Linked DNA regions of Homo sapiens: region 1 is linked to region 2. A link is an interaction called in ENCODE POLR2A ChIA-PET data of the cell type or tissue named here. Cell type or tissue: GM12878. All regions are shown on one strand.

Region 1 (8,000 bases), 210 kb before region 2:
CTCATTTAAGTAAGCACTCTTCTAGTTGCCATGATACCATCTAATTAAATGAGGTGCTTCACAGACACAAATATACAGCGATATAATCTATATGTATGCTGTTCCTTTATAACGGAATCTTCCCCATTGCCATCCCTACCCTGCCTACTTTTCTCAGATCCCTTATCATGTTATTTCACCCCAACAGACTTTTTCTGGAAAAATGATTGCTTACTACATGTCAGTTGGCTGTTCACAGTTTCAGAAATACAAGTGGAGAAACTTGGAAAACAGCATCTATCAACTTCTAGATCTAAGCTCTCTGAGAGCAAGAACTATGTTTTTTCTTCTCCATCCTAAGGCCGTGGCACTGTGCCTGATACATATTTGATAGGTGCATGCTAAGTATGTGTTACATAAATTAATTCCATGATGTGCCATATGCTAATATCCTGTCTAGTAATAACTGCTGAGGACTTCAGAATATTTGCTGACCAGGTTGTCCTGGTGTCTGATACTCCACTGAAGGACAAAACAAAATTGATCATTGATTCAAGGTTCCACTAAGAGTAAATAAAGTGTGATGTGGTATGGAAGCCATGGCATAAATAAGAAAAGTTGATGCTCTTTGACATGAATTGATCTGTTCAGCACAATCTAACCAAAGAACAAGGCAAAGTTTTCCTTCAAGCATAGAATGAGTTCCCTCTGGGATTTATAAAGTGGACCAGTACAGAGGGGGCATGGCTCCCACCCGTACCGTTTAAAACTAGTTGATTTTTAGTGTATTCTCCAATTTCACCTATCTTCCCCCTCTCAGCAATCTATTACGGATTTGTTTGCTGGAATGACTTGGAGTGGCAGGTGGGGTCAGGAGTGAGTTAGTAAGCATTTCGTTTCATCCCCAGTAAAGGGTAAGATGATTGAATCAGTCAGTCTGCTGAGATGGGGCCAGAGTTACCTGATAAATATTGGGGCCATGCCACTAGGTGAAATCTTTTCGTTAAGTGACTCTAAAATAAAATCCCAACCTAAAATTGCTGAGTCAGTGGGAATTTCTCAGGGAATCCATGTTCCGCTGGCTCTAGAAATGATTTTGATTATGAGACAAGGTATTTTGGCAGCAGGTGCTGGCTTTTATTTACCATGTTCAGAACTTGAAAGTGTCCAGTTCATTAAGTTCAAGAGCTGGAGTCGCTTAAAGGTAGACCCTGAATGATGCCTTAAGGACCCCCCACTGTATTTTCATTACACTAAACCATGGCACTTAGGCAGCCAGTAAAGCTGGAGTCAGAACTCTGATTCAGAGCACCTCATTTACAGAAAATAATTCCCCAAACTGAATTGCCTGAATTTGACTAAGTATAGGGCACCATTTTAAAAATGGCTTCATGCTGAGGTTCTAGATTTTTTTTTTTTGGAGATGGAGGCTCGTTCTGTCGCCAGGCTGGAGTGCAGTGGCGCGATCTCAGCTCACTGCAAGCTCCGCCTCCACGTTCACACCATTCTCCTGCCTCAGCCTCCCGAGTATCTGGGACTACAGGCACCCGCCACCACGCCTGGCTAATTTTTTGTATTTTTAGTAGAGATAGGGTTTCACTGTGTTAGCCAGGATGGTCTCGATCTCCTGACCTCGTGATCTGCCCGCCTCAGCCTCCCAATGTGCTGGGATTACAGGCATGAGCCACCGCACCCAGCCAGTTCTAGATATTTTGAGGTGGTAAGAATAAGGTATGGTTCCCCTACTGCTCAAGGATACTTGTTTCTCATGTGCCAGGGACCCAGGCATTGAGCCCAATAGAAAGCCATAGAAATAAGCCTGGATGTGATGCTATTCATGAATGTCACAGTCTCCTTAAACCCCATTTTATTAAACTGTTCAGGGATCCACTCGTTCAGATTATTCAACATTTACGTGCCAGGCACATCATGGTGGTGGGATATGAAGTAAAATGTGACTTGGTGCCTTGTCTCCTTCAAGGAGCTTCCAGTCCACAAGGGGCTAACAGGGAAATGAGTGGTGACTACAGCTAAAAGGCAGTTGCTCCTGTCTTCCCAGAATGGCGGTGATAAGCTAGAGGTATACCCAGGAGAGACAACCAGCAAAAGTGTGACACCTCAATCAGCACTGTTGTTTTCTTTTTCTTTTTTCATATATATATATATTTTATTACACTTTAAGTTCTAGGGTACATATGCACAATGTGCACGTTTGTTACATATGTATACATGTGCCATAGCAGAGCAAGGAGTTCCAAAACAGAATTACCGGTTTTCTTTTTTTTCTTATTGAGACAAAGTCTCACTCTGTTGCCCAGGCTGGAGTGCAGTGGTGCAACCTTGGCTTACTGCAACCTCTGCCTCCCAAGTTCAAGTGATTCTTCTGCCTCAGCCTCCTGAGTAGCTGGGACTGCAGGCACGCATCACCACGCCTGCCTAACTTTTTGTATTTTTAGTAGAGATGGGGTTTCACCATGTTGGCCAGGCTGGTCTCGAACTCCTGACCTCAGGTGATCCACCCACATTGGCCTCCCAAAGTGCTGGGATTACAGGCATTGAGCCACTGCGCCTGGCCGAATTATTGGTTTTCAAAGTGTTTCTTCTTCCTCTTCTTCATACTGTAAGAACATTCAAATGACATTTGGGGGCTTAACACCCCTTGGCTTTAGCCAGATGTGTCCATGGAAAAAAATGACATAACCAAATAGAAAATCTCTAGAAACATTATTTTACTTTTCATCTGTTTGTCAGTTCTAGTCAATGTAAAGCATAGACTACAGTCAAAGGGTGCATTCAGTCCCAAAACTGTTTACAAGCAGTGTTTAGGGAGGACAATGGGAATCTGCCTGGACCCAAACAACCTGTAATGACCTCATTTTTAAAAAATTACCTTTTCCTTCCCAGCTGTAGAAACTTCCTGCTGCTCTTCCACATTTATATAGAATTACCTGTGTCTACATCTATATATTAATCATTTCCACTTACATGCCTGCCTGTAATGGGTCTATTCAGAGTCCTATATATCTATATAGCCGTCTATCTATCTAATCCCCATATCTACTATTGTAAAATTTTTTTCTGCTTACTTCTTTTTTCCCCTGTGTTTCAACTCATTCTGATCTCTTCTCAGCATCAGAGATTATGTTTATTTTTGTGGCTAAATCTTGGTCTGCCCAACAGCAATCTTTAAAGAAACAATCTTGGATGTTTACCTTTTCTTACCTATGAGGCTTTGGTGATATATGGAAAAGGGGACCTCTATGGCAAGTTTCATGACAGGTCTGCTTGTTAAAAACAACAACAATAATAACAGTTCTAATACTATCTCCACCTTCCTGACCACTTGTCCTCTTGGAGGTCAGCTAGATGCTGGCAGTTCCCTAGGAAATGACATTATATTACCCAGAATACCACATTAATTCAGAACCTGCCACCTAGCTAACTTCTGGCTCTGGCACCCTATCCGCTGACCCCTTTGCAACAATCAGAAGCAGGAATGAATTTAGAATATAACAAAAGGGCCTCTTGGATTTTGTTAGTTGATCAAGAATCTCAGAGACACTTAAACTATATATGCATGAAATAAAATAGGCCAGGCTGGGCACGGTGGCTCATGCCTGTAATCCCAGCACTTTGGGAGGCCGAGGCAGGTGGATCACTTGAGGTCAGGTGTTGGAGACCAGACTAGCCAACATATTGAAACCCCTTCTCTATTAAAAATACAAAAATTAGCCGGGCATGATGGCGGGCACCTGTAATCCCAGCTACTCGGGAGGCTGAGACAGGAGAATCACTTGAACCCGGGAGGTGGAGGTTGCAGTGAGCCGAGACTACACCACTACACTCCAGCCTGGGTGACAGAGTGAGACTCTGTCTGAAAAAAAAAAAAAAAGAAAAAGAAAAAAACAGGCCCAAACCTCTAATCAACCCACATGTTACATGTTCACAAAAATATCCAATGGGGGTTCTGACCCAGAATATTAAAGTCCTGGTTTTAATGAGCTATGAAATGGGGAACTTAAAAAAATTACAAATGTGCAATTTCCTTTTATATTTCTTTGACTTTTAAGAACAATCTCATGCATAGAGCCCAAACTGGAGATCTGTAGCTTTTAGTGACTTTGTCTCTCAATTACCCTGGGGGAAGTTTCCTCCCCTGTCCTCCGACCTGTCTTAACAGACACAGACACATAGCATAATTCAATAGTGCTGCTGTTATTAGCAGCCTCTGTGAACCCGAGTAACCTTGCATACAAGTCTCATGGAAAGCACACATTTGCCAGTTGCTATTAATCATTGACATATTGATAGTGTGGGGGTAACACTGCGTATGCTGATACTGGGGAGGGGGCAGAGATGGGAAAGGGGCAGTTATAAATTGCTAAGTTATTGTGTTTATATTCAGCACATCTTGCAGCCAAGATTCTGTTTCTCTCTCTCTCTCTCTCTCTCTCTCTCTCACACACACACACACACACACACATACAGACACACACACAATCAGTGTAAAGATTCTGACCTATGCCTGGAAATACAATCCTAAGTCTAGATAAAGGGGAGAGCTAATGAAGGCTCACAGTTGAAGTTGTCTGATTTGTACACACCCAGCACACATTCAGACTCGATTGTATAGGTCAAATTTTCCCAGAAACATGCGATCACGGCTTTTTGAGCTCAAAACCTGTGGATAATTGTTGCTTACCCCAATATCCCACTTTCCTTCTTTTCCTTAGAAGTAGAAACCTTGGTTTTGAGGTAGACACATTGCTGCCCAACTGAATGACCTGATCTTCTTCTTGCCTTGCAAGAAGGTATGCCTAGACTTGCAAGAAGGTATGCCTAGCCTTGCAGCTAGGTATGCCTAGACTAAATTCTTGTTGACATGAAGTAAACAAAAATGTGGTATGGTTCCTCTGGCAAGTGTCTTTGGAAAGGGGGTAGGTCCTTCGTCTCTTCCTCCTTTCTGCTTTCTGGAATGGTAATGTTAAAGGCTAGAGCTATGCAGCCATCTTGTATGTGAGACATAGGCTGAGGCGGGTGCATCACTTGAGGTCAGGAGTTCGAGACCAGCTTGGCCAACATGTGAAACCCTGTCTCTACTAAAAAATACATAAAAATTAGCCAGACATGTTGGTGCGCACCTGTAGTCCCAGTTACTCGGGAGCCTGAGGCAGGACAATTGCTCGAACCCAAGAGGAAGAGGTTGCAGTGAGCTGAAATCATGCCACTGCACTCCAGCCTGGGAGACAGAGCAAGAATCTGTCTCAAAAAAAAAAAGAAAGAAAAGAAAAGAAATATACTACAGCATGGCAGAATAGAAAGGTGACAATGTTTCTGAGCCTGTGCAGTGACCATAATCACCCTGGACTGCTTACCTCTCAAAACCACTTTTATGTGAGAGAAAAATAAATGTCTATTTCTTTGGCTTGACTTCTTCTTCTTTTTTTTTTTTTTTTTTTTTTTTGGTGATATGGAACTGAACCTAATCCTAACTGTTACAAATAGACCTTAGAGGTCATAATAGACTTCATTTTACAGATTAGGAAACTAATGATTAAAGATCAACTTTGATAAATGTCTCAATCGGGAAGCAGAGTTGGCAAATTAATTACACTTCTGTTTAATCTTCTTTTTCTAAAGATAGATGATGAAGGTTCTATTTTATATGCCTATCAGTATCTGCTAAATGAATACGGTTTTATATTTCACATGTCTGTGAATTTCTGAACCTCTGAGGTCTTCCAACTGGCACATCTAATCCCAAGTCACACATATTCAAGGAATAAGCTATTAAATAATAAAAAATGTGATGAGGAATAGTAATGAACAGACTTGAGAAAATTTTCTTTTCCTGCTATGTTCATTAGATTCCACATGTCTTAATCTGCATCTTAGTACATAAATCTACAAAACTATATTAATTTTCACTGGTATTTTAGAAAGTGCTAAATGGAGATTTTCAAATTTGGGTGAAAAGTCAGTATCTGGAATGTTGAAAGGTATCTTTACTTCAATATGTGTGCAAGATAATCTATGCTGTAGCTGTAAAATATATCCCTGGATGCTTTTACAGAATAATACTGAAACACTCTCTGAAACTAATGGATATTGCTAAACTGACAAAACTCACTTATTAAATTCAATTAATGGGGACCAATAAATTAACCGCCTCTTCCTGGTGTTCGTCCGTGCCCCCTCCCAATCTTCACTCCCACAAATCATGCACTAGCCATTAAAAATAGAAGGAAACTTTCTTCCTCTATGTTAAAGTAACTTGAAATCATCTACCTTGTCTTCTAAAACTCCTCTCTTGTTGCTTTCTAAATATCCAAATGGAAAATGATCCTGGAGGAATGGGCAGTATGTGGTTTCCCCTATTCTACTAGTCTCCAACCCACACAGACAAAGAAACCCGATATCCAACAGAGGTTCTTCCCTCCTTCGTACCTCCACCCACATGGATGAATAAACCTGATCTCCAACAGAGGTTCTTCCTTTGGGCCTTCCCTCACGGTTATGGCCCAAAAAGCTAGAAAGGACAATGGGCATCCTTTCAGATAAAGAAATACGCTACAGAAATGAGCAGCAGAATCACAGTCCTGAACTCTGCAATAAATTTTTACTCATGCGGTAAATGCCCATGGACAGGGGTTAACCTCTAGCATTTGCACGCAGCCACCCGTTCGCTCTTGGCTCCTGGTAAGCACTTACAGGCATTTAAAGATGTGCAAAGGGTATAAGTCTTCAATGCTCTCTGCCCCTCATAAGCATCTCTGATAATATCCAACATCTACTTAAATGCTAGCTTACCTTAAAGATAAACTCTCCTTCTTTATTTCATTCCACCAGGACTGAACCCTGACTTGGGACTATTTGCCTTGAAAAATGAGTTTTCTCCAGCTCTGCAGAGGATGGCTGCTGTGTATAATGGTCTCTGAAATGCTAACGGAAGCCAAGAAATCACCTGACATGAACTATGAAGCTATTAGTTATGAAAAGCAATATCGATATTTACCTTCTAACTCTTCATGCTGGAGGGTAAAGCAGCACAACCTGGACGTGCCTGGTGCCGAGCCAACATAAAGAGAACATCTGCATCTTCCCTCCTCTACCATTTTTGAAATGGAAATAATGCTTATGGTGGTAATAATGTGGTGACTGTCGTTCAAAGCCCCTTCACACACATTATGATCTGATCTGCTCCTCCCAGGAATCCTGCATGAGGTGGATATCATGAATGTTATAATGTCCAGAAGCAGGAACTGATGTAGAAAGTTAAGTGATGTTCTCCAGGCGACCCCGACAGAGCCTGGCAGGGCTGCTGCTTTGACCCTGGAGTTGAGAGGAATTGTTCTTTCCACATCAACCCCCGCCGGACATATTTCAAAAATGCAACTGTTTTTCATTTGGGTCTATCTTTTCTTTGCTAATAGTAATCAAAGATCTAAAAGCTACAGATTTATCAAAGAACTGAAGCTACTAAAATTGTTTGCAGTGTCGTGAAAGAAACTGGCAAACACGATTTTAAGAAAAGAGGCAACTGTGACAGAAGAAATAAAAACTTGTGTTTAGGTTATCTTCAAAACTAATATTTCTAATGTACAATGCACAACTAAGATAGCTTTTTTCTGATATAAAAATAAAGTGTGATCATATGTGGAAACACAGAAAACTTAAAAAATATAAAACTGCTCCTAATATCTCCAACATGATATATCCACTATTTACATTTTGATTGTATTTTGGCATATATATATAATTTTCTTTTTTAAAGCTCACATATATCTATGCATGTTTACAAAGTTAGAATAATTCTGAATATATAATTTTGAATCAGTTCTTTCACTTAACATTGTATTGTAACTAGAATTATAAACTAGTTTTTTAAAGCTAGTTAAAGGAAGAATGAAGTAAAGCCAGAAAAACCTTAAACTACAGTTTGTAACTAACTGTAAAATCCAAAAGCACTTGGCAAATGGTAAGGAATTTGGACACATAAATTAATGGAGCTAAATATTAAT
Region 2 (8,000 bases):
TTGTGCCCTGAACTAGATTTTTTGTTTTGTTTTGTTTTTTGATGGAGTCTCACTCTGTCACCCAGGCTGGAGTGCAGTGGCCGGATCTCAGCTCACTGCAACCTCTGCCTTCCAGGTTCAAGCAATTCTCTTGCCTCAGCCTCCCAAGTAGCTGGGATTACAGGTACACACCACCATGCCTAGCTAATTTTTGTATTATTTATTTATTTATTTATTTGAGACGGAGTCTCGCTCTGTCGCCCAGGCTGGCATGCAGTGGCGCGATCTCGGCTCACTGCAACCTCTGCCTCCGGGGTTCAAGTGCTTCTCCTGCCTCAGCCTCTTGAGTAGCTGGGATTACAGGCATGCGCCACCATGCCCAGCTAATTTTATTTGTATTTTTAGTAGAAACGGGGTTTCTCCATGTTGCTCAGGGTGGTCTCGAACTCCCGACCTCAGGTGATCCGCCCGCCTCGGCCTCCCAAAGTGTTGGGATTACAGGCATGAGCCACCGCACCCGGCCTAATTTTTGTATTTTCAGTAGAGATGGGGTTTCACCATGTTGGCCAGTCTGGTCTCGATCTCCTGACCTCAAGTGATCTGCCCACCTCGGCCTACCTAAGTGTCAACTAGGTTTTTTTGAAGATAATTTTAGATTTACAGAAAGCGGCAAAAATAGTACAGAGCTCCCTTGTACCTTCCACCCAGTTTCCCCCTATATTAACAGCTTACAAAGCCATAGAACCACGATCAAAACTAGAAAGTTAACCTGGGTCACGACTACTCAACAAACCGTAGGGTGTATTAGGATTTCACCAGTTTTTGCACCAAACAGGCTTTTTTTTTTTTTTTCCTGTTTCAGGATCATACTTAGAATTTTATGTGGTCATATTTCTTAGTTTCTGCTAATCTGTGACAGTTCCTGAATCCTTCCTTATCCTTAAAGACCTTGACAATTTTAAGGGGAGGGGTCAGTTATTTTTTCGAATGTCCTTCCATTTGAGTTTGCTATTTTTTTCTTGATTAGAGTGAGATTATGCCTTTTCAGGGAGGATATCAGAGATGACACGCCCTTCTCAGTGGGACACACGATGTCAATATGTATCACTGGTGACATTAACCTTGATCACTCAGTTAAGGTGATGTCTGCCAGGATTCTTCACCGTAAACTTTTATTTTTCTCCTTGTAATTACTAAATGTTTGGGGTAGGGATATTTTAAAATTCTACGAATTTCCTGTTTCTGCATATACTTTTGCCCGCTCATTCTAATCCATCTAATCCACATCTGCCCATCTAATGCATCCATCGGTGGGACTTTCTCGTGGCAATTCTTACTATGAGTTCTAATGATGTTTTCATACTGCTTCCTTCCTCGTTTGTTTATTAACTGAAATTCTGCTGCAGGGAAGAGTCATTCCTTTTCCCTTATTTATTTATTCATTGGACTCGTTGGATATTTTATTCTTTGGGTTATAATCCAGCATTTATTTCCTTACCCAGTTATTCTAAGCTGTAGCTAGATATTCTACCATTTCAGAGCAGACACAGCCACATTGTGTCCTGTGTTACAGGTTGTCCCTCATGTCTTAAGACAAGAACAGGCACACAGCGGGTATTCAGCTCATCTGTTCATTCATTTGACAGGTTATCTTGAGGGCCTTGTGTTAGGTGTTAGAGTTACAAGAAATAAAACAATTCCTCTGTCCGAGTGGTTTACAGCCTAGTTAGAAGAGACCTACAGGCACATTTGCAAGTCCTTATTAAAAGTATTAGGCAAGTACAGCAATGGCCCAGAAGAAAACATAGTCAACTCTACCTGGAGAAAAAGGGGTGTGGCAATTGGTAGGCAGGAAAGACTTCCTTAAGACCAAGCAGCATCCTGCTTCCCTTCTATTGTACTGCTTGCTCTATAAAAATCAATGGGCATATAAAATTTCTAGAGACACACGCCATCACACAGTTAGCAGGTACTCCAAGCCCCTGAATCTTCTAAACTAATTCCCCACATCAAACCTCAAGGGCACACTATTTAGGAAGATTTAATGCAATAAACTCAGACTCTTTATATAGTGACTATGTGCTTTTCTAGGAAAATTGGAAACAGCTAAGGTAAAAAAAAAAAAATCTGAAAAGTCATTTGTCTTAATCCAGTCTTCAAATCCAATTTCATCGTTTTTATTCCTTCACAGGGAATAATGAAGAGCAAATAAGGAATATCATCAGAGAAAGATGGACTCCCTAAGTCTCTTTACTTAATTCAATTTTCTTGTACTGCTCTTACAGTATTTTCCAAACAAAGCTGTTCTTTTCTACATATGATAGTTCAGCCCAGCAAATGTCCTCAGGAATAATAAACAAACAGTGGGGGCATATTTTCTGCCACAAATTACACTCTGCAACATTCTTCATCCAAAGCATTTTCAATTCCAAGCAAGCAAAGACACAAGGAAAATACACTGCCTTATTACAAGAACTGCACACAATAGAGAATCTGTATTCAGACACTTATTGACACTTAAACCTGTTAATATGTAACTCCTACTATTGTTCTAAAGGATGAATAAGCAAATTCTCCTGCACATATAATGTTACATCATGCACTTTAATTACAATAGTAAATACTGCCGAAAGGAATTTTACTTTCACTGTTTCATATCACCTTTTCTAATTAATGTCAATGTGTCTTTTCCATGTAAGAGAGCATACAGCAGAGGCACATATGTGTTGTGTCTTTGTGTATCTGCCCAAATGTACACATATTCATGAATGCACATACAAATAAGCTCTTATGCACACAGAGTAACCCCCATGTTAGCATGCATTTATAAATACAGCTGGCCCCACCCCGAGCATGCATGGAGTATACACAAACAGCATAAAGGCCAGTTGACTTCCTTTTGCTTTTATAGGAGATTGACATAAAAAGCTAAAAAAAGACAAGTAGACACTTCATGGAGCCTGTGATTAAGAGAGAAGCTAATGAGACAGATGGGCTGATGCATAAAGGGAACTTCAGCACACCAGCCCACACTCAGTAAAGATTTACCGTGCTTCACTGTCTCCGTTTCAGTCTTCATCATGTGGCATGCTACTTACATTACTCTTGTCCCCAGACCACAGACACACCCCGCTTTTCTCTGCCCAGACCTCCCTAAATTAGGATTATCAAATGACACAAGATAGCAGTCTTCTGCTTTAATGTTGTTATTCAAGGTTTACTCACAGGCAATATTTACTATAAAATCTTGTGGTTTGGCCGGGCACGGTGGCTCATGCCTGCAATCCCAGCCCTTTGGGAGGCCGAGGAGGGTGGATCACCTGAGGCCAGGAGTTCGAGACCAGCCTAGCCAACATAGTGAAACCCCATCTCTACTAAAAATACAAAAATTAGCCAGGTGCAGTGGCGCACACCTGTAGTCCCAGCTACTTGGGAAGCTGAGGCAAAAGGATTGCTTGAACCTGGGAGGCAGAGGTTGCAGTGAGCCGAGATCGTGCCATTGCACTCCAGCTTGGGCAACAGAGCAAGACTCTGTCTCAAAAAAAAAAAAAAAAAAGGAAAAAAAATCATGTGGTTTACCGCTTAACAGAGAGTGGACAATTCTGTTACAGGGCTTACCAGAATATTTTTGGAAAAATTCTGTAAACATAGAAGAATTTCTGAGCCAGAAAAATGAGAAGCAGAAAAAATAATTCATATGAATTTTTAAATTTTTATACAATAGATTTTGCCTCTGATATGACTGCTTCTCTAAGCTATTTCCACATGTGATTACTGTCTCTGAGAGCTCACTCCATGCCATAAGAAATTGCAGAGTTATAGAAATAGCATATGTAGAGGGCTCTACAATTTACAAAACATTTTCAATGCATTATCTCATTTGATCATCACAATACCCCTGTGAGACAGATATTATAATTATTTCTATTTTATAGAGATGCGGAAAAAACCCTCAGATTTTGAGTGATTTCCCTAAGGTCACAAAGCTGATAAGTTGCAGAACTGAGATTCAAAACTAGAATTTCTGATATTGTATTTCATTTTCTCCCACTACATTAATTTTATTACATTTTTCTTGAATTCATTTTTGGTTCTATTTTATAATAGTAGACTCTATAAATTCTGCTCATTACATAAACATTTTATGTGCTTCTAAATGAAACTGACTCTTTAATCTCTAAATTTTTTGGTAACGTTCTATTTTCTGGTTAAACTAAAATGCCCAGGTTCCCTTATCATCTGCTTTCTTTATTCCCTGGAATCTTCCTTTTGAGAGATATGATGTTCCATTATCTGAGGATCTGAGGATTTCTAACTATGTTGACAAATCTTCCTTTTGCTTTTTAAAAACTGTTGCTGCACATATTGCTGAGTAGCTTTCAAATTTATCCACTACGACTTCCACGCTCATATCCTAATATTTATCACAATGGCTACCCCATTCCAGAAAATCTGAAGAGTTCTACATTTGTACTCAACCACATCTACTTCTCGAATCTTCTTTCTCTGTCACTGTTATTCCCAAGATCCTGGAATTAAACAGAAGAGTTTTCCTTTCTGGTCAGTCAGTTCATCCTTCCAGAGCCAGCCCAAAGGGTGCTTTAACATCACTCCTTCTCAGCTGAGTACTTTCTGATGTTATAACATGCTTACCTACAACACTATCTTATGCAGGGGGCAAAAGGAAGAGGTAGCTTTAAAAAGACAGATCCATTTATGTGCCAGCACAGCCTGATAACTAGAGTAGCAGGAAAAAGAGAAAAAAAAAAAAATCACAAGACGATAGATCAATGGGACATTAGATAAGCCCCCCTTTTTGGGGTGTGTGTAGGGGATTCTTGACTGTGGTCACTATATTCCAGCAGTGACACAAGTTAGAGCTTCTGGGGCTGAAGTCCGCATTGTCTAAACAGGACAGTCAGACTTTGGGGCAAACCATCCTCCCATCTTATTGCCCAATTCCACTTTCCCTGCTGTTTTAATGGGATTATTTTGGAATCTGCTATTTCTGTCTCACTCCTTTTCCCCAAACTGTCATATAAGTACTGCAGCTTGACTACTTCCCAGCTGCCAAATTTCACTCCAGAGATGGCTGTATTTCAGTGGCAAGTGAAGTGATGATCCCTCTGTGTCATCGAAATACTCATTTAAGGGGTTAAGCATCTGGAAGAGGGTTGCCTTTGTGCATGAACAGAGTGTTTTTGTTTTGGTTTGTTTTATTGTCTATCCTGGAGAAGGAGGTCATTAGCTCCACCTGAGCAAGATGGAAGACACACACCAAAAAACACTCTATGCAGCCACTAAAATGCACGGGGAAAACAGAAACAGTGACCGCTTTTCATAGGTTCTTTTCCACAGGGACTTCAAAGTCTTAAAGCATCAAGGTTGCAAAATGATGGTAATTTTTAGAGGTGGAAGAAACCTCTGAGAGCAAACCACTCATGTTACAGATGGAGAACTTGGAAGCACAGGGTCACTGAGTACCTTGGTCAAAGCCCCCCCCCCCCACCCGCCGATTCATTCCCAAGTCCAAGGGCGTTTCACTTGAATTTTGAATTTGGCTTTATCTGCAGACACACTCAGAGTATCACATCTCCGTCAGTCAAGTCAAGCACAGACCCAGCTTCTAAAGCACACGGCATCAGCACTGAATTCTTGTTTTGTTTGGCTATGTTTATTTGTTTAGGTACTCAGGAAAATCTCCACCAGGAAAAAATACAGGGTGTTGAACAGAGGGGGAACAGAACACAGTAGATACAGTAGCAAGAAATGTTTATTGAGCATTGACTATGTGCCAGGCCAGGCAATGTTCTCAGGTTTATATGTATACAATTCTGACAGTGGCTCTGTGGCTCCCATTTTAGAGAGAGAGAGAGAGAGAAGAATGATTATTTTGGAAGAGAAAACAAGAGGGACAGCATATAATTGCCAACTCAAAAAAAAACTACCTTCCCAAATTTTACTAAAACATTCAGCAAAAATCTAAAAAATTACCAGTGATATACTTCTCACTTATTCTGAAGAGATGATCCTTCTTAATACTTTTGGCATATAGCTGCTTCTTGCTAATAAAAAAAAAGTACTTCCAAGATGTTCTGTATATTATTTCCAAATCTTATAACAGTTGTTTCAACAATCAGTGAATGAATGATTCACTATTTGAACACTGATGAAATGAGAAGCACTAATGATATTCAGGGAGCACAGATCTTGAGTTAGGGAGAAAGGGAACTGGATGTTCATTTTCTCTTCCACCGCTGAATCCTATAATGTCAAAAGCTCTCCTATCTCACATTCCTGAATTTAGAAAACATATTTAAATGCTTCATTTCATTTGATAACCTCTAAGAGAAAAAAATAGTGATTTGAAAAGTACCATAGAATACTGTCATTTTGATAAAGCTGTATGAAAGTTGGATTTCTACCTCGAGTTTTGCCCGCACTTTGAGTAGTATGGTTTGCCAACATTGAAAGCAGCATTAGTGTAGCAGGGGAAGGTCTGTGCAGCAGTCTGCTTTAGGGTAGCAATAAGAAAGACAAAATTGTAAGCTTTGATATCAACCATTTTCTAATGTGTTTTAAGAGTAAACACAGATGATGGAATAGTCTACCTTATTTCATGAGAGTTATTACAACTATGTGAATGTTTCCATACTGACACCAGAAATCATATTATTTATAAAACTTTCAAAGAATAAAATGCTTCATAAAGAAGCCTGGTAAGTTATTTTAAAACTTTAAAGTATCCAAAATAGTTTAAAAGCTACGCCTACATATAAAACACAATATACTCTTGAATCTTTGACCCTACATTTTTTCGCTTTTCCTAAAAAAATCATTAAATGTCTCAAAATAATGCCTTTACCCAAACTGGCTATGAATTATGGAGGCTATCTACAGATTGAAGGAAGGGTGGGAGAAAAGGGAAGGGCATATTTATGCTGAAAGATAAATTTTGGGGAAGTCTGTGTTTTAAATACTTAATATCAGTAGGATTTTCTTAACCTTAGAAATGTACATTTCAACCTTTTTCATTTCATTTTCAACCTTATGATATAGATGTAGTCGAAGGGTTGAGAGGGACTCACAACCCTACAGTTTTTCTTTTTGTGTTTCTGTAGGATAAAGGAAACATTTCCTAAGAGCTGAGGGGCGGGGTGGGTTACATACGGTGCCTGAAGGGGAAAAGACCCCATGTTCGAGAATGCACTGTGTGTGTGTGTGTGTGTGTGTGTGTGTGCGCGCGTGTGTGTGTGTGTGTGTGTGCTGGGTGGGTGTGTGGATGGGGAGTAGGGGATGATATGGGCAACTCAACTGGACATGTTAAAGAAAGAAGAAAACATCTGGGTAGAGTACGTGGTGGATGTTTGAGGGCCCGAAGAGAGCAGCTGACCAGGGAGGGATACAATAGAGAAAAAGGTTCGTCAAAGACAGTAAATCCGAAGCTAAAAATGCAGCCTTTACCAAATGCAGGTCAAGGCCTAAGGAGATAAAAGAAATCTCTGAGCAGAGCCTGTTATTTAAGAGACCACTAAAAGCACCCAGGAATGGAGGGAGGAAGGTAAGAAGAACCACAATCCCACAAACAATGCTGAGTGGAAGGGTACCAAATAGTAAAGAGGTCAAGATGTGACAAATGGAGGGGCTATTATTTAGATCTGGAACCTAAAATCTGTTTAAAGTGAACTAAATAAAGTTAATTATGCATGTGCACAAAAGGTAGGATTAATTATATAATTAATCTCACTCTCTGAGGTGAATTATAGTGGGTAAAGTAAGAAAAAGGATATGGTTAATAAGAGAACAAGGTACACGTGTTCTGGTGCACCTCGATTCTTCCTTTGGGTGGTTAAGAAAAATCACCATACTGTGATAAAGACACGGTGACATCCATCTTTCTAACATGTTTGTAGAGTTATAAAAAGTAAAAGACTCATTTCACAATTTCTTAAGGATATGGATTGTCAATAAGATGCATCATTTACATTACCTAAATTGAGAGATGAGTAGCCCGATGATCT

Evidence for each region. ChIA-PET counts read pairs that join two places held together with the same protein. Peaks named below come from ENCODE experiments on the same cell type or tissue, not always from the same donor. Only the 100,000 strongest peaks of a DNase experiment are listed, where the experiment ranks them.
Region 1: POLR2A ChIA-PET joins it to region 2 with 5 read pairs; 2 of 35 experiments call an interaction of 5 or more read pairs at or near these places.

The regions. Positions count from the first base shown.
Region 1 is chr6:16,362,925-16,370,924 of GRCh38, forward strand. All of the region lies in intron 6 of ATXN1 (ataxin 1), which reads right to left. Among named protein-coding and RNA genes, the nearest start is that of GMPR, 130 kb to the left of the region's middle. In GM12878, no CTCF peak of the experiment used is centred here; no DNase peak of the experiment used is centred here.
Region 2 is chr6:16,574,007-16,582,006 of GRCh38, forward strand. All of the region lies in intron 4 of ATXN1 (ataxin 1), which reads right to left. Among named protein-coding and RNA genes, the nearest start is that of ATXN1-AS1, 180 kb to the right of the region's middle. In GM12878, no CTCF peak of the experiment used is centred here; a DNase peak (open chromatin) is centred at 3,025.